2 separate regions of the Homo sapiens genome follow, and region 1 is linked to region 2. A link is an interaction called in ENCODE POLR2A ChIA-PET data of the cell type or tissue named here. Cell type or tissue: OCI-LY7. All regions are shown on one strand. Links, peaks and the distances in the headings refer to the core of each region. The heading gives the core; the rest is flanking DNA.

Region 1 (16,164 bases), core at 13,356-15,855, 59 kb before region 2:
AGGGAGAACAGTGTTGGAGAGAAAGCTGTCAGCTTTTAGAACGCGATGGCAAAAGCTGTGTGTGTGGCAGGGAGAAGTCTTGGGGCTTTTTGCAGCAAGGAAAGTTCTGGGCAACCTTCGTGGCAGTGACTCCCCCTCTGGAGCCTCAGCTTCAGCAAAGGACGAGGGCATGTCCCCAGAGCAGCCACAGTCAGGCCCAGATCAAGGTTTCAACCCACGGGGAGGCTGGGCTGGGGGCTCCGTGCAGGGGTCGAGCCACAAGGCATCTTGAGCCTCCCCTGCAAGAGCATCAAGATGAAAGCCAGGGATAATTAACGCCGTCAGGCCTGGGGCGACTCCACAAAATCCTTTGTGGCGGCCTGAAAGAAAAAGCAAATAGATGCAAAACCCATCTCTGGTTTCTAGGATAGAAGGACCTTTGAAATTATAAGACATTAAAATAAAGCTTCGGGTAAAAGGACTGTCATGTTCTAGCTGCAGATTTGATGTGAGATCAAAACGGAATTGCTCCTGAAAGCCCAGGCACCGGCCTGCTGTGCAAAGCGCGCCCCACCCCAGCGTGCAGAGACGCGGCCCCGGACCCTTGCGGCTCATCTCACCTGAGGCTGCCGTCTCTCCTCCAAGGGCTGGGGGTCCCCTTCTGATCATCCTTCTCTGCTTCTTTGTCCCCTCCACTTTTTTTTTTTTTTTGAGATGGAGTCTTGCTCTGTCGCTCAGGCTGGAGTGCAGTGGTGTGATCTCGGCTCACTGCAAGCTCCGCCTCCCAGGTTCACGCCATTCTCCTGCTTCAGCCTCCCGAGTAGCTGGGACTACAGGTGACCGCCACCACGCCTGGCTAATTTTTTTGTATTTTTAGTAGAGACGGGGTTTCACTGTGTTAGCCAGGATGGTCTCAATCTCCTGACCTTGTGATCCACCAGCCTCGGCCTCCCAAAGTGCTGGGACTACAGGCATGAGCCACCGTGCCCAGAATGTTCTGTTTTTGTTTGTTTGTTTGTTTGTTTTTTGAGACAGGGTCTCGCTCTGTCACTCAGGCTGGAGTGCAGTGGTGCAATCACGGCTCACTGCAGCCTTGACCTCCCAGGCTCACATGATCCTCCCACGACAGCCTCTGGAGTGTCCCCTCCACTTTCTTTCTTAGGGGCCCCTCAGGGACATGTCAGAGGCCTGAGACTACTTGGGGGATGTCTATGGGCCAGGCAGGCTGCCAGCAGCTGAGCTGTCCTTGCCCTGGGGCTCCTCTGCAGTCAGGGAGACACCAGGCATGGGCCTGGCTTGGATGCATCAGTACTTGACTGCAAAGACTTAAACCACAGACAGGAAAGGCGCTGCTGCAGTCTCGACGGTCAAATGCAGGGCCCCCTCAGCTGCCATCCCACTGAGGGGCGAAGGCCCATCATCTCCCTTCGGCTCGGTAACTGCCTGGCGTAGCACAAGGGTTCTCTTTAAATCCCCAGCAAATGGAGCTGAGTGGAAATTCCGCCCCATATTACCAGGCACACGTCTCCTTCCACTCCTCACTATACCCTGCCCATGCCACGGCCGCCTTCTGAGAATAACGCTGACAGTTCCATGGCCCACAGCCCCTCTAGTTAACTTGCTGTGCACACGGCAGCCCAGCCAGAAACACGCAGCCAGGTCGGATATTGGGTGCATTCAGTCGTGAAGCCTGAGGCTTCCTGGCTCCCACTGAGCACAGAGAAGTGTTCTGAAGGACAGGAAGCAGCTGGCCTCACTGCTCTTCTCAGACGGCTGATGGAGAAAAGCTCACAGCTGCCTGCGCCGCTCTGCCTGGACTTGCATCCTCGGCCCCACCCCTTGCGCAGCAGTGAGGCCCCCCGAGACACTGGTGCCTGGGCTTGCGGTACCGCAGGGCTGCTGGACAACGGGCCAGACGCAGCCCCAGTGTGGATCCAGAGGTCTCTCTCCGTAGCAAGCCATGGAAGCACGACGGGCACTGTGCTGAGAACCCTGGTCTGCACTTCTGACCTGGGGCTCTGGCTGTGCGGTTCTGCTGAGCTCATCCGAGAGTCCACGCGTGCATGGCGGAGACCTGAGTCAGCGGCAGGGCCACCCCGTTATGGGCACCCCAACCCCTTATTAGGGGTGTTAATCAGCACAAATGAGCAACTGGCTCATCAGTCGGTGCAGGCTGACAGGTGCAGGAAATACGGAGGGCAGGCGGGGTAGGGGGCACGGAATGCTTCCCAACATGAGGGCATCTCAGGCCAGCAGGCGGGGCCCAGAGACCCAGAAGCACCACAACTCCCCCGTGTCCACAAGGCACTTTATGCATTCAAAACCACCGAATTCACACCCAGGTTTGCTCAGACAGAGGCCCAGAGGCGACCCCGCTCTGGCGTGGCTACCACCTGAGCGGCTGGCGGCCCTGGCCCAGCTCGGCCTCCGCGTAGGCGTCATACAGCACCTTCAGGTGCAACAGCAGCTGCTCCAGGTTCTCGCCGGTCAACGCCGACAGCACGATGACCTCCTGTCCCAAGTGATCCCGGAGCTGGGACAGATTGGCTTGGGCTTCAGGGAGGTCAATCTTGTTTGCGACGATTGCGTGGGGCCTCGCAGACAGGCCCTTTTCATACATCTCCAGTTCATATTTTAAATCGTCAACTTGAGTCCACGGCTCAGGCTGAGAAAGATCCACCACGAACAAGAGAAAGCGGCAGCGCTCGATGTGCCTGAGGAAGGCGGACCCCAGACCCCTGTTCTGGTGGGCGCCTCGTATGATGCCGGGGATGTCGGCCACTGCAGGGAAGACAGGGGCACACGAGGTGACCACTTGGCACACCCAGCACCCAAGAGCGCCTTCCACCTCGAGCCTGGGAGAGAAGGCCTGGAGCCCACTGCGAAGGCGGATTTCCTGAGTTCTAACACTTTCCTTTCAAGGAACGCCTTGAACTGAAGCCATTTGATTTAGCACCTGGGTGATTCACTGGGCCAACTGACACCTGAGGAATTCAATGCTTGGAGATGTTTGGGAGACCAGCGTGGCGATGGATCTATCTAGTAGAGTACATTTCATACCTTCTCTTTCTGCTTCTAATAGGATTCAAAAAAGAGGAAAATGGCTGCCTGTACTCTACTAATCATTTGATTACTGATAGAAATTTACATGTAGAGTACTCTGCAGATATAAAGTGCCATCCAAATAACCTTACCAGCAGGCTTACTATTTTTAATGGGTGTATTGTCTTCTGGGAAAAAGTTTTATTCTCTCAAACGGCACAAGGAAAGCTTTTAAGTCACGTGTTGTGATGCTGCTGAGCTTCCACAGATGAGAGGGGACAAATAGAGTGGGAAGAAATACTGTCCTCGGCTGGAATTTCAATGCAGGTTTCTGAACTGTAACTGACAGATTCCTAGGGGATGGGGTGGGAACCTGATTTTCATAGAGAACAGGCTGATGAAAATTGTTTAAATTAGGGCCAGGTGCAGTAGCTCACGCCTGTAATCCCAACACTTTGGGAGACCAAGGTGGGGCGGGGGGCAGATCACTTGAGATCAGGAGTTCGAGACCAGCCTGGCCAACATGGTGAAACCCCGTCTCTACTAAAAATACAAAAAAATTAACTGGGCGTGGTGGCGCACGCCTGTAATCCCAGCTACTTGGGAGGCTGAGGCAGGAGAATCACTTAAATATGGGAGGTGGAGGTTGCAGTGAGCTGAGATCGCACCACTGCACTCCAGCCAGGGTGACAGAGTGAGACTCCGTCTCAAAAAAAAAAAAAAAAAAAAGTTGTTTACATTAGGAAAAACAATGCTACTTTTTTTTTTTTTTTTTTGAGATGGAGTTTCGCTCTGTCGCCCAGGCTGGAGTGCAGTGGCATGATCTCGGCTCACTGCAAGCTTTGCCTTCTGGGTTCATGCCATTCTCCATCCTCAGCCTCCCAAGTAGCTGGGACTACAGGTGCCCGCCACCACACCCAGCTAATTTTTTTGTATTTTTAGTAGAGACGGGGTTTCACCATGTTAGCCAGGATGGTGTCGATCTCCTGACCTCGTGATCCGCCTGCCTCGGCCTCCCAAAGTGCTGGGGTTACAGGTGTGAGCCACCACGCCTGGCCAACAATGCTACATTTTAAACAGAAAGCTAAATTTAAGAGTTACATCATTACTTTTCTGAATTACATCATTTAAATCTAACCTTTGGGAGAATTCTGGAAGTTCTACCTGCTATTTGTAGGTGGCCTTCGTAGTGGACGATCCCGACGTGGGGCTTCAGGGTGGTGAACGGGTAGGAAGCCACGGCGGGTCTGGCGTTTGAAATGGCCCGGAGCAGTGAGGACTTCCCGGCGTTGGGGAATCCCACCTGGGGGAAAGAGGGAAGACGGTGGCACGGCCCGCGGCAGCACCTTTGTTAGCGCAGAGTCTGTAACTAACTGGGATTGGAGGGAGGATTTCAGGGCTGGGGGAGTCACAAGGGCTCATGCTCACGACCAAGTCAGCAGTGTACTGATGGGAAAAAGGTGAGTCGCAAAGCTGTTCTCTTCCAGGCCACTGGCAAATCCCCATTGAGAAAAGTGGATTTTCTAGAGCTGAGTGTGTGCAGATGCTGTTGGCAGTGGGGACACCTACCATTCCGGCGTGGGCCACCGTCTTGAGCTCCAGGTGGAGAACTCGCTGCTGTCCTGGCTGTCCAGGGGTACAGGTCACAGGGGCACGGTTGTTGTTGGCCAGGAAGAAGCGGTTGCCTTTCCCTCCTGCCCCGCCCAGCGCGGCAATGTACTCATCTCCCACGCAAGACAGGTCGGCCACAACTCTGCCTCCCTCCTTCACCAGCGTGCCCACGGGGACCTGGGGAACAGCAGGCACTCATCAGCTGAGCTCTACCAGCAGTGAGGAAAGGAGGCCTTAACCCATTCCTGAAGCAAGCGCTAAGGAAAGAAGACAAGAGCGGACTGTGCCCCGGGCAGCTGCCCGCCCCACTCACCTCTGCCAACAGCTCCGGAGCACAAGGAAAAGGTCCCAGTGCTCCAGGGCTTTCACGGGGCTGCGTACACACCCTTCTGACTGCACAAAGGGCTTTTTCAAATAGTGTTTCTAAAACGTTAGTGTGAACTGAAGCACCAGAAAAAACATCTAAGAGACGAGTGAATTCAGCTCGCGAAGGAGACGCAGGCCCGCTGGGTGCCAGTGGCCTCCCTCAGTCAGAGGTCGGCTCATGGGGTCAGAGACGGAGGAAGCGTCCGTGCCGTGGGCTCCCTCTTTTTAAAAGAGAATCGTTTCATGACTTTTTCACTAGACATGCACATGGTGTGAGACCCTGGTACAAATGCCCGTCTGGGTTTGCTTTGAGGGGTGGGGCTGCTTTCCCGCTGTCTGCCAGCCTCCGTTTCCATTGTGCTGTTTCCTAGCTGTGGGCATCAAGCCACAGGGGCCCCGTGGGTCACACGGTGGCCCCCAGGAGCTGGATGATCCAGAACAACGGGGACAGGGCCAGGTCCGGCAGTCTCGGCTCACCCGGATGTAGAGGACGGCGCCACTGCGCCCGAAGCAGTTTTTACTCCCTCCATCTTCTCCACTGAAACCCTGGTACCGCGACAGGACCGACGACAGGGACTTGACTTGCTGGTCAACTAAAGCAAGAACAAGAATCTCAGTCCCTTTGTGTTACGACAACCATGGCCTATTGCTGATGTGTCTGGGTCCAGTTTAAGAACCTTAAAAATAGGTATGGAAGCATGGAGTGAGGGTGCAGCAGAAGTTACAAAACCAGCAAAGTGATTTTTTAAAAATGAAATCCTTATTTTCCTTCAAAAAGTGCTATCATTTCTGAAAATTTTTAAATTTCTTATTTTTTACAGTAGCTGTATTCTATGCTTTTGTTGTGAAGGCTTCACTCCCAGCTCGCTATGCGTCTATGCTGAGTGTGAATATAACCAGCAGCCAGCGGCACCCACCGAACCCACCACACAGGCCTCGTGCTTTCACGCGACCGACATGTCAGCTTCCCTGACAGGAAACTCTCTGTGCTCCTGAAATTAAACAAACAAAACAAAACATGTTCAAAGTTGCTTTTTCTTTTTTTTTTTAGACAGAGTCTCGCTCTGTCAGCCAGGCAGGAGTGCAGTGGCATGATCTTGGCTCACTGCAACATCTGTGTCCTGGGCTCAAGCAATTCTCGTGCCTCAGCCTCCCAAATAGCTGGGATTACAGGCATCTGCCACCACGCCTGGCTAATTTTTCTATTTTTAGTAGAGATGGGGTTTCTCCATATTGGCCAGGCTGGTCTTGAACTCCTGACCTCAGGTGATCCACTCGCCTTGGCCTCCCAAAGTGCTGGAATTATAGGCATGAGCCACTGCGCCTGGCCTCAAAGTTGCTTTTTTGGGTGTGCTACTTAACTATGAATATCCATATAATTTTTTTTTTATGTTTTATGTTTTTATTTTTTTGAGACGGAGTTTCACTCTTGTTGCCGAGGCTAGAGTGCAATGGCACGATCTCAGCTCACCGCAACCTCTGCCTCCTGGATTCAAGCAATTCTCCTGCCTCAGCCTCCCTAGTAGCTGGGATTACAAGTGCCCACCACCACGCCCAGCTAATTTTTTTTGTATTTTTTGTAGAGACGGGGTTTCACCATGTTGGCCAGGCTGGTCTCGAACTCCTGACCTTAAGCGATCCACCCGCCTCGGTCTCCCAAAGTGCTGGGATTACAGGTGTGAGCCACCACGCCCGGCTGAATATCCATATAATTTATAAAAATGATATCCATACATCAGGGTTTTTTTTGTTTGTTTGTTTTGTTTTGTTTTTTTGAGATAGGGTCTTCCTCTGTTGGCCAGGCTGGAGTGCAGCAGCACAATCGGAGCTCACTGCAACCTCGACCTCCTGGGCTCAAGCCATCCTCCTGCTTCAGCCCCAAGTAGCTGGGACTATCAGTGTGTGCCACCACATCTGGTTATTATTATTATTTTTTAAGAGACAGGATTTCACCACGTTGGCCAGGCTGGTCTCGAACTCCGGACCTCAAGCGATCCACCCGCCTCGGTCTCCCAAAGTTCTGGGATTACAGGCATGAGCCACTGCGCCTAGCTGGGTTTTAAAAATTTTACTTTTTTTTTTTTTAGAGATAGGGTATTGCTCTGTCACCCATGCTGGAATATGCAGTGGTGTGATCACGATTCACTGCAGCCTTGAACTTCTGGGATCCAGCAATCCTCCTGAGTAGCTGGGACCACAGGTGCACGCTACCATGTCTGGCTAATTTTTTCAAAAATTTTTTGTAGATCCACAAACCTTGAGGCAAAAAAAAAAAAACAAAAAAACAAACAAACAAAAAAGACATGGTCTTGCTATATTGTCCAGGCTGGTCTTGAACTTATGGGCTCAAGTGATCCTCCTGCCTCAGCCTCTCCAAGTGCTGGGATCACAGGCATAAGCCACTGTGCCTGCCCATACATCAGGTTTTTAGTTCAAATGCACATGCAGTCTCGGGGCCCCTCCTCAACCCCGCTGCACTGCCCCAGGGCACCTGCCTCTCAGAATGACGTGTCCACCGTTGCCTCCGTCCCCTCCATCAGGGCCTCCAAACTCCTTGCGGGGCTCACTGTGGAAGCAGCTTGCCCCAGCGCCTCCGTTTCCTCCACAGACAAGCACTCTCCGATAGTCCACAAAGTACCTTTTCTACAGAGAACACAAATATCCCACGTCATCTCAACACTCCAAGGTCCTTTCAAGACACCATGCATCCATTTGAGATGTACATCTTCTATCTATAACAGCCTATTAAAATTAGAGGTTAATGACACTAATATTGCTAATCACTTCTAAATTCCGAAGATAAAAAACAGTCTCCACAAGTCAGTTGCATTTGTAGACTGAGGTAAATCCACAATGCAGATGTAAGTATTCTGTGTGGACCTACACTTCAAAAATTCAGCATTTCTTACTCTGGGTGAGACTGATTTAAAAACCAACAACAAAAATCAGCATTTCTAAGCTAAAAAACCCACATCTTGTTTAGGAAATATTCCTTATATAATGTGTCTTTCCATTCAAAAAAACCATTCCTGAAATCATAGATCTTTACTCTTAGAAAGTTCTAGTTTCCCAGGATGCGATAGAGAAATAGGAAGTTAGAATCGTTCCTGGACAATTACCAGGCTTTCGACTCTGAAGAAAGAGTATTTTCTGGGGCCTGATGAAAACAGGGCTCATTTAAAAAATGTGGTGAGGCAAACAGAGCCCCTCGCTGGAGGGAAAGCTGTTTTGTTTTTTGTGGTTTTTTTTGAGGCAGAGTCTCGCTCTGTCGCCCAGGCTGGAGTGCAACGGTGGGATCTCGGCTCACTGCAAGCTCTGCCTCCCAGGTTCATGCCATTCTCCTGCCTCAGCCTCCTAAGTAGCTGGGACTACAGGCACCCGCCACTGCGCCCGGCTAGTTTTTTGTATTTTTAGTAGAGACGGGGTTTCACCGTGTTGGCCAGGATGGTCTCGATCTCCTGACCTCGTGATCCACCCGCCTCGGCCTCCCAAAGTGCTGGGACTACAGGCGTGAGCCACTGTGCCCGGCTAGGAAAGCTGTTCTGTAGGTCACTAAGGTAGGTGCAATCTGGATGAAGAGAGAGAACCAACCAGGTTACTGTTCAACACACAACAGCTCCTACCACAGGAGGGTCAGCTCCCGCAGCCCAGGGTGCTGCAACCTCACCACACGCTGGGGAGGACACCTGGCTTCTGCCCACGTGCACAGACAGACGTGCCCTGCCCCTGACAGCCACCCAGGGCTGCTGCCTCTGCACTCCGATCCAATACTCCTCAAATGCAGTTTTTTTTTCTTTTAAAAGAAAATTTTAAAACATTTAAAATTTTTAAACACAAAAATTTAAACACAAAAAAAAATTTAAAAATTTAAAACACAAACATTCTAAGATTCTTTGGCACCACCATGTGGGAAAACCACGAACTGTTATTTCCAAATTTCAATGTGTAATGCTGTCATGCGCCAACGCAAGCAAAATCCACCAGACAGGGAGGAAAGCCCCACTGGTGAGCACTTCGTGGAGGACAAAACCTCGACTCACTTTCTCTCCTGGGGAGGAGACAAGCCTGTGCTAACGCTTCAGCTATTTGAGCACACATCCCACCAAAGCGGCTTTTCCACTGGAAGTGCTGTTTGTCCCAGTAATGCTTATCTGGAGCCCCTCCATTCAGCAGGAAACGAAGGGAGTCATAAACGTGCATTTTCTTGAATTTATTAGAGACAATTCATGCTTTAAATAGGAGGTTTTGGTAAATAGAACAAGAAAAACTTATAAGGCTTAAAGAACCATAAAACGGAAGGTATATTCCCCCCTACTTGTTTTATTTTTATTTATTTATTAATTTAAAAAGGTTTTTTTTTTTTTTTTAGTAGAGACAGGGTTTCACCATGTTGGCCAGGCTGGTCTCGAACTCCTGACCTCAAGTGATCCGCCTGCCTTAGCCTCCCAAAGTGTTGGGATAACAGGCATGAGCCACCGTGCCCAGCCTCCGCATTTGTTTTAAATTAAGAAATAGCCACACATATGAAAGGATATATGTAACATACATGTAAAATACACAGGCTCATGGGAAAATGAGCAGCCTGTATCACGGCTTTCCAAGCACGCAGCGCCTCTCCCAGCCTGCTGGGATTTGCTGAGCGTGGGATTTAGCACGCAGGCCTGCGTTTCACCCTGTCATTTTCAAGAAGCTCCACGTGCCCCATCACTAAGATCATCAACTAACATCAACAGAGATGAGACCCAGAGGAGGACCCGAAACCACACCCTGTGCCTTCTGAGGAGGAGACAGGCAAGCTGCTCTAACTCCAGGAGTCTCACCAGCTTTTTCTCAGAGAGCAGCTTCTTCCCCGGGAGTTCCTGATGCTTGGCGAGGTCCGCACGGCCGACCGAGAGCAGCCTGGGAGAAGCCCGCTGTGGCAGTAGCCGGCTGGGCTTCAGGCCAGCCCATGTGGACAAAGCCCAATGCCCCACGCCCTGAAACACGGTCCTCAATCTTGCTGAGAAACACCTTGCAGGTGCCATGGCCCCTACAGAAGTCAAATTGGCAAAATGAGATACTTGGTTTAATGCTGGGCATGAAACAGAAACTGAAGACGAGGGCCTCATGCAGCAGGTCTTTGTGCACGTTTCTGAAACAAACAAGTGAACTGATGAATCCGATTTTCCTGGTCACTCACCCTCTCGGCCCTGGGTCACGTCTTGCCCTCTGACCCGTCAGCCTATCTGTGACTTGGGAGCAGGATTTCTGTACAAAGGATTTAAAACATGAAATCTTCCACAACACTGGACACATCCTCTTATGGAATAGCAAGGTTCCGCTCAACGAAAATATTAAAAAGGAAATCTGAAGTGCAAGTCAAAATTTCTTGAAAAGAAAAACACCCATTTATTAAAATGTTATCAAGAGTGTTATCCTGTGTAATTTTAAAGTTGTTACATTGGAACACAAGAATATTAAACATGGGGCATAGCGGCTAAGCACCCAGGCTCTGGAAAGTAACTCTAAGGGAAGGCCATCCACCTGTGTGGCCTCGGCCTCCTCACACGGCTGGGTGAGGACGGGCTGAGCTGATCCACACGGCTGCACAACCGCGGCCCTGGCTGTGGCACCGATAGAATGAGAAGAACACACTTGGCCCCTGCTCCTGGCTCCTGACACAGAGCTCTCAGAACGCTGGTAATTTCCTGAGTGACAGGGGCGATAGGGGTGCCTGACACAGAGCTCCTAAATCCCTTGGACTTCCCAGGTGACAGGAGAGTCTTCTGTTCTAATGAGGCACCTCTTGGTGGGCTCCTGGATGGCCTTGGGAGGGGGCTGGTCATCATAAAGACCAAGCCACGATGAGAAGCCTGGACCTTTCGGCCCCACCCCCACCCTCCAAAAAGGGCAGAGGGGCTGGAGGCTGAGTTCATAACTGATCATGTCTCCATGATGAGGCCTCCATGGAAATCCTGGAACTAGGGGCTCTGGAAAGCTTTCAGTTTGGTGAACTCATCCCCGTGCTGTAAGGCCAGCCACACAACTCCCTGGGGACAAAGGCTCCTATGCTTAGGACCCTCTGGGCCTCGCCCGTGCCCCTCCTCACCCAGCTGCCTGCCTGTGCCCGCTGTGGCATCCTTTATAGTAAACTGGCAATGCAAACCAAGTGCCTTCCTGAGTTCTGTGAGCCACTACCGCAAATCATCAAACCTGAAGGGGTCGTAGGAACTCCCAATGTGTAGCCAAGATGGACAGAAGTGTGGGTACCCCAGGGACCCACTACTTGCAATTAGCATCTGAAGTGGGGGGTGACTGAGCCCCTAACGCTGGGGTCCCTGATAACCGCGGCAGGGTCAGACTGAACTGAATTACAGGATGCCTGGCTGGTGTCTGCAGAGGACTGGCGAATTGTTGGTGTGGAAAACCCACACATTTGGTGCCTGATGTGTAGTGTGGGTGGAAATATCCCCGGAGCGACAGGGTTGGCACAGCTGCAGACTCTAAGTGCCAGCTACTGTCACTCTCAAAGCCTCATTTAAGCTGTCACTCATTCAACAAGCCGCTCATGACAGCCGGCTACCTTGCAGGTGCCAAGGGCACAGTGAGGAAGTCCTGACCCTGCCCTCCAGGAGAGGACAGCCCCTCTCCCTTCACCATGAGCACAAATACCTGCCTGCTCCCAGAGCTCCCCAGTCTTCAGCAGGTCGCACAGGAGGGACCTTACAAGGTGCTCCCCATCCTGACTACAAAAGATGTGTACAGAAGGGGCCCCAGTGGACGGCTGAAAACTCAACACGGGGCCAGAGCGGGAGCACAACGAGGGGACACCGCCTGCCTCCTCCCTCGCAGTGCCTCGGACGCCTCCCTCTCCCCAGCCTCACTCCTCTGAAAAGGTGCCACCTCCTTTGGGGGGGTCACTATCTCTGTGGGGTCCTTGGCCATTCTGCTTTAATTCTGAGGCAATCACAGTTACAGAAAAGCTGGAAGAAGAGTACAAAGAACTTCCTCCTGAATCACTTAAGAGTCAGTCGCCGACTGGACTTCCCTGCACCCAGAACAGTCCATGTGTGTTTCCTAGAGAAAATGGTGTCCCCTCCAGAACCAGGGTGTCATTGAGACTGGCCATGACCGACAGCCCCTCCCACGTGGGCCCCGGTCTCAGCAGTGCCTCTCCCTGTAGGAAAGTCTGCGTCCCTATCCCGGCTGCCTGCAGCTGCCACACCTTGTCCAGCTCCTTGGGCTGGAAGGTTCCTCAGCCTCTCCTGACTCCCGAGCCAGCCCTGACACGTGGGAGGCAGCAGGCCAGCTGTGCACAGGACGTCCTCATTCCCAATTCAGCACTCTGGGGTCATTCTAATTTTCTCTTGTGGTCTTGGTAACTCCATTCTCCGCCTATAAGAAACCGGGCCTCCATGCACTTTAAGATATTTATGGAGCTGCTCAACCCCTACCTGCTGTGACCCGCCCTCAGCTCCACCTCCCCGCCTGCTCCCAGAGCTCCCCATTCTTTAGCGGGTCTCTGTTCTCCGACTGGCTGAGTTCCCGTGCCGGGCCACCTCTCCATGGGACACCCTCCCCTTGATACCCTTCCTGTAAATATATTTTACAGGACAGCTGATTTTGAGATGGTTTTAGATTTGTGGACAAGGTGCAAAGGCATCCCTGCGGACTTCCTCCCCAGTGCCCCCGCAGCCGTGCCTGTGCGGCCGCCGCCGCTGCACCGCTACTAACTGAGCTCCAGGTGGGGCTTGGGGCTCAGCAGTTTCCCAAGAGCGTCCTTCTTCTGGTCCAGGATCTAGGCCAGGATCCACCCTGCTTTTAACCATTATGTAGGGATATTTTTAAGTGTTGTCAGAAAAGAGGCACCGAGGTATTCTATACGCAGGGAAAATATCTTTCAGAAACGAAGGTGCAATAAAGATTCTAGATGGCAGAAAACGAACATAGTTTGTCACTAATACAGCTGCTGTATAAGGAATGCTCAAGAAAGTTCCTCGGGTTGAAGGAAAATGATACCAGAGGGAAGCCTGGATCTTGAGGAGGGAAGGGAGAGCAACAGAATTGGTAAATATAAAATACTATTGTTTTCCTCTTAGGAGTTCTTAAATATGTAAGACTGTAGACAAAAAAATACTGCGTAGTTGGCTTCCAACGCGCACAGAAGTAATCCACATGAAAGGCAACAGAAAGGTCAGGAGGGGATTCGAGGGACCCAGATGACTGCAAGGTCCCCACGTTTCTGTGAGGGGCACAGTATGAACTCTGAGCAGACAGTGAAGGCTAACAGGTGTGCAGACTGGAACCTCCAGAGCAATGACTAAGACACAACACAAAGACACAGATCCGAAAAGCCAACAGATAAATGAAATGCTCAGAACTAGCCCAACAATTCCAAAGAAAAAGAACAAACAAACAAAAAACAGAGGGGACAAATAGGAAACAAATAATAAAAGTGCACCTAAATCTAACCATATAAATAATTTCATTAAATGTTAATGTTGGCTGGGCGCGGTGGCTCATGCCTGTAATCCCAGCACTTTGGGAGGCTGAAGCGGGCGGACCACGAGGTCAGGAGTTTGAGACCAGCCTGACCAACGTGGTGAAACCCCGTCTCTACTAAAAATACAAAAATTAGCTGGGCATGGTGGCGTGTGCCTGTAATCCCAGCTACTCAGGAGGCTGAGGCAGGAGAATTGCTTGAACGGGGAGGCGGAGGTTGCAGTGAGCCGAGATTGCATCATTGCACTCCAGCCTGGAAGACAGAGCGAGACTCCATCTCAAAAAAAAAAAAAAAAAAAGTTAATGTTTACAAATTCTAATTAAAAGGCAGAGGTTGACAAAGTGGATTAAAAAGAGCTAGCTGGGCACAGCAGTTCCTGGCTGTAATCCCAGCACTGTAGGAGGCCAAGGCGGGAAGATCTCTTGAAGCCATGAGTTCGAGACCAGCCTCGGCAAAATAGCAAGACTCCTGTCTCTACCAAAGGAATTAGCTGGGCATGGTGGCGCACCCCTATAGTCCCAGCTACTTTGGAGGCTGAGGTGGGAGAATCACTTGAGCCCATGAATTCAAAGCTGCTATGAGCTATGAATATGCCACCGCACTCCAGCCTGAGCAATAGAATGAGAGAAAGAGACACTTTTTTTTCTTTTTTTTTTTTGAGACAGAGTCTCACTCTGTCACCCAAGCTGGAGCACAGTGACATAATCACAGCTCATTACAGCCTTGACTTCCTGTACTTAAGAGATCCTCCTGCCTCAGCCTCCTGAGTAGCTGGGGCTACAGGTAAGTGCCACTGTGCCTAATTTTTAAATTTTTTTTGCAGAGACAGGGTCTCCCAGTTACCCAGGCTGGTCTCAAGCGATCCTTCTGTCTTGGCCTCCCAAAGTGCTGAGATTACAAGCATGAGCCACCACACCTGGCCTGAGACCCTGTCTAAAAATAGAAAAATAAAAACAGTAAAGACATAAAATCTGAACAATACTATCAAAACATTTATCTAGTTGACATTTACATAACAGTACATCCAACAACTGTACAATATACACTGTTTTCAGGTACAGGTGGAAGTCATCAAACAGACCATAAGATGTGTCATAAGTCTCAATACATTGAGAAGAAATCATAGTCAGTCCTCCGTATCTGTGGGGTCAACAAACCTCACGTCAAAAATATCTGGAAAACAAACAAAAAAACCAGTAACAATACAACAATTTTTTTAATTTAAAAAATAAAGTATAACAGCTATTTACATAGCATTTACATTGTATTGTACTATAAATAATCTAGAGATTACTTGAAGTATACAGAAAGGCCCGGTACAGTGGCTCACACCTGTAATCCCAGCAGTTTGAGAGGCCAAGGCAGGAGAAAAACTTGAGGCCAGGAATTTGAGAACAGCCTGGGCAAAATAGCGAGACCTTGTGTCTACCAAAAAAAAAAAAAAAAAAAAAAAATTAGCTGATTAGCTGGACATGGTGGTGCATGCCTATAATACCAGCTACTTAGGAGGCTAAGGTGGGAGGATCACTTAAGCCCAGGAGTTGGAGGCTGCAGTGAACCATGATCACACACTGCACTCCAGCCTGTGTGACAGAGCTTCTGTGGTGGGGCTGGGGGGAAGTATATGAATACCAACCACAGGGTCTATTCTCGGAATTAAATTGGAAGTCAATAGCTAGAAAATATCTAGGAAAATCCCAAATACCTGCAAATCAAACAAGCTTCTTCTAAATAATCCATAGGCCAAAGAAGAAATCAAAAGAGAAATTACAAAATGTTTTGAACTGAATTATAATGGAAATGCAAAATACCAGAATTTTTTTTTTTTTTTTTTGAGACAGTCTCGCACTGTCGCCCAGGCTGGAGTGCAGTGGTGTGATCTCGGCCCACTGAAAGTTCTGCCTCCCGGGTTCACGCCATTCTCCTGCCTCAGCCTCCCGAGTAGCTGGGACTACAGGCGCCCGCCACCATGAAATACCAGAATTTAAGAGATGCAGCTAGAGTAGTGTTTAGAAGGAAACTTACAGCTCTAATGGCTACCTTGGTAAAGAAGAAAGATCTAAAATCAGTAACCTAAGGCTCCAAATCAAGAAACCAGAAAGAGCAAAGTAAGCGTCGAGTAGAAGGAGGAGAATAATACAGAGCAGAAATAAAGAGACAACAATAACATGTAACAGAAAAAAACAGGTTCACTGAAAAGACAAGCTAACTAACACACTTCTAGCCTGATCAGGAAAACGAGAGAGCGCAAACCTCCACTGTCAGGAATGTTCAACGGGTTATCAGGACACACCTTACAGACAGCCAGAGGGCAAGAGAATGCTGGGAACGACTTCATGCCAGCAAATTCAGTAACAAATTCAACTTACATGAAATGGACAAATTTCTTGAAAAAGGCAACTTATTAAAGAAACACAAGAATAAACAATCTAGAATAGCCCTGTATCTACTCAATAAGTTAAATTTCTTATAAAAGAACACTCCCCAAAGGAAAACTCTAGCTCGGCTTGTTTTCCTGGTAAATTCCATGTAACATTCCAGGAAGAAACAGTGCCAATCTTACACAAGCTTTTTCAGAAAATAGAGGAAGTGAGATCACTATCCAACTCATCCTATGAGGCTAGTACCAAAATCTGACACTAAGAAAAAATAAAATTATAGACCATACCCCTCATGAATATAGA
Region 2 (6,098 bases), core at 923-3,422:
TGTTAGGTGTGAAAAATAAAACACACCACATGGTCCCTGGCCTCAAACAATGAAGTGAAGGAAAGCCAGTGTGAGCACGTTCTAGCCATACCTCAGGCTGCTAAGCAAGGACCTCAGGCTGCCAGGCCAGCGGGACCAGCAAGCAGAGCACCGTGAGGTATGCTGAATGTGGACACGGGTCTGCCGGGGGGGGCGGTGCAGCCCAGCCTTTGTGGGGACAGGGCAGCAAAGCCAAGAGGAAACAGGCTCGACCTCAGCCAACTCCTCGGGTCGGGATCCCCAAGAGGCTTCCCACACGCAACCTGCTGGGACTCCGGCACCCATCATGCAGAAACGCAAGCAGGACCCTAGAACAGCTACCCTGAGCCTCAGAGTCCAGCTCTGCCCTCAGGTTGAGAGCCCTCAGCCCTGTCCTTTCTAGATTGGAGGACTGTCCTCCCCTCATTCATTCAGCCTCTCACCTGGTCTTGAGTTCAGAAGAGATGTTGTCGAAGAACGACTTGGATTTGTCATAGTAGCAGTTGGGCCCCAGAAGGTCTTCCTCAGCGGGCGCTTCGGCACTCTGGGTCACCACAGCCAGGTCCTTCTCTTCCCCCTTCTCAGCCTTGTCATCTACAAAAAGAAGCAGAACACGTGGAGATGGAGGAGGGGCAGAGCGCACAGCCTTTTAGCAGGGTGGTCCCTCCGGGCTCACTCGGAAGCCACCCTCAAGCTAAGACATCAACTATGCCTTGTGCAAAGCAGAAATCTCTTCTTCTACCTTCTAAGTACAGGTCTCGTTCTGCCGTCTGGGCTGTGCAGTCTGCACCTTATCCCACCCATTTTCACACCTCCCAGCACCTCACTTCATTAATTCCTCACTGCCGGTCACCATCCGCCTGGCATCCCCGGTTCCTCTAGGCATCTCTTCCTTTTCCTTGAGACAGAGTCTTGCTCTATCGCCCGGCTGGAGTGCAGTGGCGCAATCTTGGCTCACTCCCACTGCAACCTCCACCTCCTGGGTTCAAACGATTCTCCTGTCTCAGTCTCCCGAGTAGCTGGGATTACAGGCGCCCACCACCACGCCTGGCTAATTTTTGGATTTTTAGTACAGATGGGGTTTCATTGTGTTGGCCAGGCTGGTGTTGAACTCCTGACCTCAGGTGATCCACCCACCTCAGCCTCCCAAAGTGCTGAGATTACAGGCGTGAACCACCACACCCGGCCAGGCATCTCCTCCTAACACTCTCTAGGGGTACTCCTGTGCAGAGAATAATTTTCATATAATGAGCCAAACCTTTAAAATTCAGTTTCTTCTTAAATTCTTTGTCAAGCTCCTCTCGGTTGAACTGGGCATTTGCACTCTCGAAATCAAAGTCACCCTCAAATTTGATTGTGTTTTCCTTAACGTTAGTTGGACGGTTTTGCCCTCTGGAGCGATTCCTTGTTCGCCTGTTTCCTGTGAGGACAAAGGACAGCCCTGGCTGAAGTAGGTCACCAACCCAGTGATCTCAAACACCTCACAAGGAATTTCCAGGCACACCCCCAAGGCCACAGAAGGAACAGAGCACACAAGCAGCGACTTCACACCAGCACCCCTGAAACCGTCAACCAGAGAAGCAGGCAGGAGGGCAAGCAGAGCTCAGCCTGATCACTCGTGGTCCCCAGAAATCAAGTGGCAACAGGTGTTACCTGATCGCCTCCTCTGAGGTCTTCTGTTCTCGTCATTCACCTGCCCTTGAGCTTGCACAGCTGCCGGCTGGACTACATCTACGGCGCAAAAGGGAAGAGTAAGGCAAAGCTCCTATAGCAGCCGGAAGCCAGAACCCAGCTGTGGAAGCAGGCCCCACCACCATGGGGCACGCGGCCAGGGCGGCACCGCAGGAGGCTGCTGCACAGGCCTGCCCTGCAAAAGCACATGGGGCTTAGGATGGGGGAGTAGTATTTTTTTAATTAAAAAAAAAAAAATAGCCCAGGAAGTAGTGTGCCACTTTTAGAACATCAAGCAAACTCCAGGAAATGATGTGTTCAAGTACCGCTGGCCGTCTTGCTGCTCGGCTGGGCCTGACGACCGTTGAGCTGCGTCCCTGTGGTGCCCTTGCCAGGTAACAGCTTTTTAGCATTCAGGTTGTCAGCAGAACCAGTCTGCACAGCCTGCTCCACCATGGGGCTCTTGCCGACTGGGATGGATGGAAAACCAGCTCCTGAATTGAGGAGGGGAGGAGGGTTTAAAAACAGAGAGAAAAGAAGCAAGCCTTATATCTCCAGGCATTTCTCTTCTGCTGGCATGTCAGGAAGGAAAGGAGGGCAACTGCCTAGATGTTCTATCAAATCCAGGCAAAGCACCCCCAGACTGGGCCATTCCCTCTGAGGCTAGCCCAGGCAGCAAAAGAAGGCCAAGAGTCACTGGGCAGCACCAAGGCCAGTTCATCTTTGGACTCCCCACTCCCAAAGCCCTGAGCTTCCCAAGTTAGGGAACCTCAAGGACAGGAAAAACACCGTGCCTACAAACAGGCACCTCCCCAGAAGTGTGGAAACAGCTTTCTTAAAACCACACAAGCTCCAATCCCAAAGGAGCTCAGCAGCCCCAAGATCCTGATGAATTCAGGATCTGAGAATTTGTTTCATTCTGGTCCACACTGGAGAAGAACCAGCCCAGCCTGGGATTTTCTAGAAAATGCAGTGAACAAATTCTGAAGTTAAATTCTACAACACTGTCATTTCCACTTAAGGCACAATAAAACTAAAAATGATGAAGCAGGAGCTGACTTCCGAGACGTAGCAGCCTACACTTCTCTCAAGGGCAAAGGCTCATCATGAAGACACAAAGGGCTCCTAGGTAGCCTTTGGCAAGGGGCTATGCCTATGAAACTGCAGTCCGAGGCCCACGCACAGGGGATGAACCCTCAGAAACCAGGCCCTCTGAATCAGGAGGAAAATGGGAAGCACCACCCACCTCTCTCCATCTCCTCCCTTTCCAAGGTTCCAGGACCTGTAGGGACTCTAAACAGGACAATGTGGGACTGGGTGTAAGTGAACAGAGATCTGAAACAGAAAAGGCACCCTAACCACAGGGTAATTATTATTAGACGAACAGCCCAATACACATGAAGACTGGGCATCTCATCTTACTGCTTTTACGGAATAGAAATGAAAAAAAAAATTGACTGTAGAAAAATTCCTTGTAACCAGATCAAGAGAAGCTCTCAAAGGGCAGGTTGGAACGACTCTGCATAGAGGTCTGGAAAGTGTCCTCTGGCGGGAATGCACCCGGGCCACTTTCTCACTGATTGTCTCACTCAGCATGTCCGGGAGACAAACACAGCACTGCCTGCCTGCTGATCATACTGTGACTGCAGGGGCATGGATAAGGGGCTTGTCTGCTTTTTACACAACCAACTAGTTCAAACAAAGTCTTGCCCTATGAGCAGGTTTAGGTAACTGATCCTAAGAGCAATAGAAGTATCTGTGTCATTTTTAAGTGGGGGAAAAAAAAAGACTACTCTGTAACTCAGATACACAGAGTGCATGCAGGATTTGGAAAGCAGCACCTGCAGAATGACAGACTGACAGCAGCTGTGTGCCATAAGGAAAGCCCAGGCATCAACCTGGACCAGGGCCGGGTAATGGCGATGGTTCAGCTTGTCAGGGTGCTATGTGTAACACAAACATACAGCAAGATCGTCAATATGAATTTTAGAACTTCAGGGGAAATGAGTAGAACGTGAGAAAAGATCTAGAAACCCCACAGGTGCCGCCACCACCACAGCACAGAGACAGGTGGTGTACACTGGCCAGCTGGCCATCAGGCTGATACTGTCCACCTGGCCAAACAGTTGGCGACTGTCACCCAAGCCCCTAATTTTGAATCCCCTCAATGAGTGATCTATGAACCACACGGATCAAAGAGCAAAACAGGCATGTCAGGTGCTTTGGGGAGTCCCCCCTGCAGCACTCTGGAACACATTTAGGACCCAGCAAAAACCCCAGGGAAATGACTTTCTGTGAACAGTGAAGTTTCCCGTATGTGGTAGTCATGGTACAGGTCAACAGAGAACCTGGACCCAGGGAGAGAGAACAAACTACTCCGCTGATTCTTCGTAATCCCTTCTTTAACACTGAGAGTTCATCAATCAGGACTACATGCTGAAGCAAAACAAGCAGCTCAGCGGCTGCATGGGCTTGGCAAATGATCTGCTACAGCTACTGTCATTCTGTCTGCTGCTTTACCCCTCGCTCTCAGAATGGTTTGCAAGACAGCATGCAGTTCTCCCAAACTGCTGTTACCCTTGGCAGTGAGCTGCTGTGGCTCTGAGGACAAGTCAAGCTCTGAAACGGGCTGTGGAGATGGAGAAGAGCTAGGGCTGGAAGCAGCGGCTGAGGCTGGAGGGCTTACCAACTTCTCTAAAGGAAGATAAAGGAGAAAGAGCAAAAAGAAAGCACACAAATAAGTCAGGATACACTTGTCTTGTGTCTAGCAAGCTTGGAAAGAGCCAAGCAACCTCTTGTAGGATTCTGTCATACAAACACGTTTTAGAAACCCAGAGAGCTGGGCTGGGAAGGCCGCCTGTCACACTAGGAATAGCAACCAAGCAAGCATGATTTGTAGCAGCAAGTGGCCTACAGACCTCGTTTAGGGTTCCCTGTCTCACTACTTCATGCTGGATTCTGAGCAAGGGTCGTGGATCACCTGCCAATTCTACACTCTGAGCCCATCTGCAAAGCTAGGTCCAGGTTAAGGACAAGGCAGGATCTTTCTCTACATATGGAGAATAGAATCATACTCTGGGGTTTTTCAATCTTGGTTGAAACCATTTTTGAGCGAGGCACTTACAGTAGAATAAGGGACATGATGGGTGGGTTTGTATTTCACGTCTATATTTACAGGCTTATAAATGTGCAAACAGCTAGACTTCATCTGTAATACTACATATATATCAGCTATTTCTTCTTTGAAGCAGATATACCAGGACTTCCACCTATTTATTTTTTGAGACAGAGTCTCACTGTGCCGCTCAGGCTAGAGTGCAGTGGTGCAATCTCAGTTCACTGCAACCTCTGCCTCCCAGGTTTAAGCAATTCTCATGCCTCAACCCCCCAAGTAGCTGGGATTACAGGTGTGTCCCACCACACCCAGCTAATTTTTGTATTTCTAGTAGAGACAGGATTTCCCCATGTTGGCCAGGCTGGTCTCGAACTCCTGACCTTGTGATCCACCCGCCTTGGCCTCCTAAAGTGCTGGGATTACAGGAGTGAGCCACTATGCCTGGCCCAGGACTTCCACCTAGATCCGCCCTGACTCTTCGAATGAATTTTGATTTGATTCTTCTGTTCCAACACTCAGGCTGCTGCCTCTTTTACTTTCAGTTGAGTAGTTACTAAATGCTCTCACAAGCGGAAGTTGCACTGGGTAATTTACTAAGTGTGCAACAAAACAGTCTACAAGCTGAGCATGACAGGAATGCATATCCCCACCCTCAGGCTCCATCGCTCCACTCAGTGACAGTTACACGCAAGGGTAGTTTACCAGACAGAAACAGGTCACTCACCTAGACCCAGGGAGGCGGCATACTGCTGGCTGAGCAGGGAGCTGGCCGCCAGCGGGCCGTAGGGCGCCATCCCTCGGAAAGGGCTGTAAGGCACGTGCGGCTGGAAGGGCGAGGCGGAGGCAGAACCCAGGGAAGACTGAACAACGAGACATCGGGTGAGAACGGCGAAGGCCATCCCATCACCCCGCACGCCTTCATCAGGGCGCTTGTTCAGCTGGGAAACAAGCACCGTCCCATCAGCCTGCACCCTTGAGATGCTGGAGGAGCCCTTGGGGTGCAAGTTTCCAGTATGGTGAGAGCTGCCTTTTCCACAGCATTTCAGTTCCAGTTTCACCTGTCCATGTAATTCCTTTTTTTGTTTTGTTTTGTTTTTTGTTTTTTGAAAGAGTATTGCTCTGTCGCCTGGGCTGGAGTGCAATGGCGTGATCTCAGCTCACTGCAACCTCTGCCTCCCAGGTTCAAGCGATTCTCCCAGCCTCAGCCTCCCGAGTAGCTGAGATTACAGATGCCCACCACCACACCCAGCTAATTTTTGTATTTTTGGTAGAGACGCGGTTTTGCTATGTTGGC

Evidence for each region. Peaks named below come from ENCODE experiments on the same cell type or tissue, not always from the same donor. Only the 100,000 strongest peaks of a DNase experiment are listed, where the experiment ranks them.
Region 1: POLR2A ChIA-PET joins it to region 2 with 9 read pairs; 15 of 35 experiments call an interaction of 5 or more read pairs at or near these places.

What each region holds. Positions count from the first base shown.
Region 1 is chr20:62,187,279-62,203,442 of GRCh38, reverse strand. MTG2 (mitochondrial ribosome associated GTPase 2) reads right to left here. Exons shown (of 7, transcript NM_015666.4): 2 at 9,819-10,027; 3 at 7,494-7,641; 4 at 5,476-5,591; 5 at 4,591-4,809; 6 at 4,186-4,324; 7 at 1-2,760. The coding sequence starts at 10,022. The coding sequence ends at 2,366. Among named protein-coding and RNA genes, the nearest start is that of MTG2, 12 kb to the right of the region's middle. In OCI-LY7, for the core only: no CTCF peak of the experiment used is centred there; no DNase peak of the experiment used is centred there.
Region 2 is chr20:62,125,870-62,131,967 of GRCh38, reverse strand. LSM14B (LSM family member 14B) reads right to left here. Exons shown (of 9, transcript NM_144703.3): 3 at 5,529-5,664; 4 at 2,016-2,183; 5 at 1,672-1,749; 6 at 1,277-1,438; 7 at 462-612. Among named protein-coding and RNA genes, the nearest start is that of LSM14B, 6.4 kb to the right of the region's middle. In OCI-LY7, for the core only: no CTCF peak of the experiment used is centred there; a DNase peak (open chromatin) is centred at 2,017; H3K4me3 peaks cover 494 bases; H3K27ac peaks cover 1,784 bases.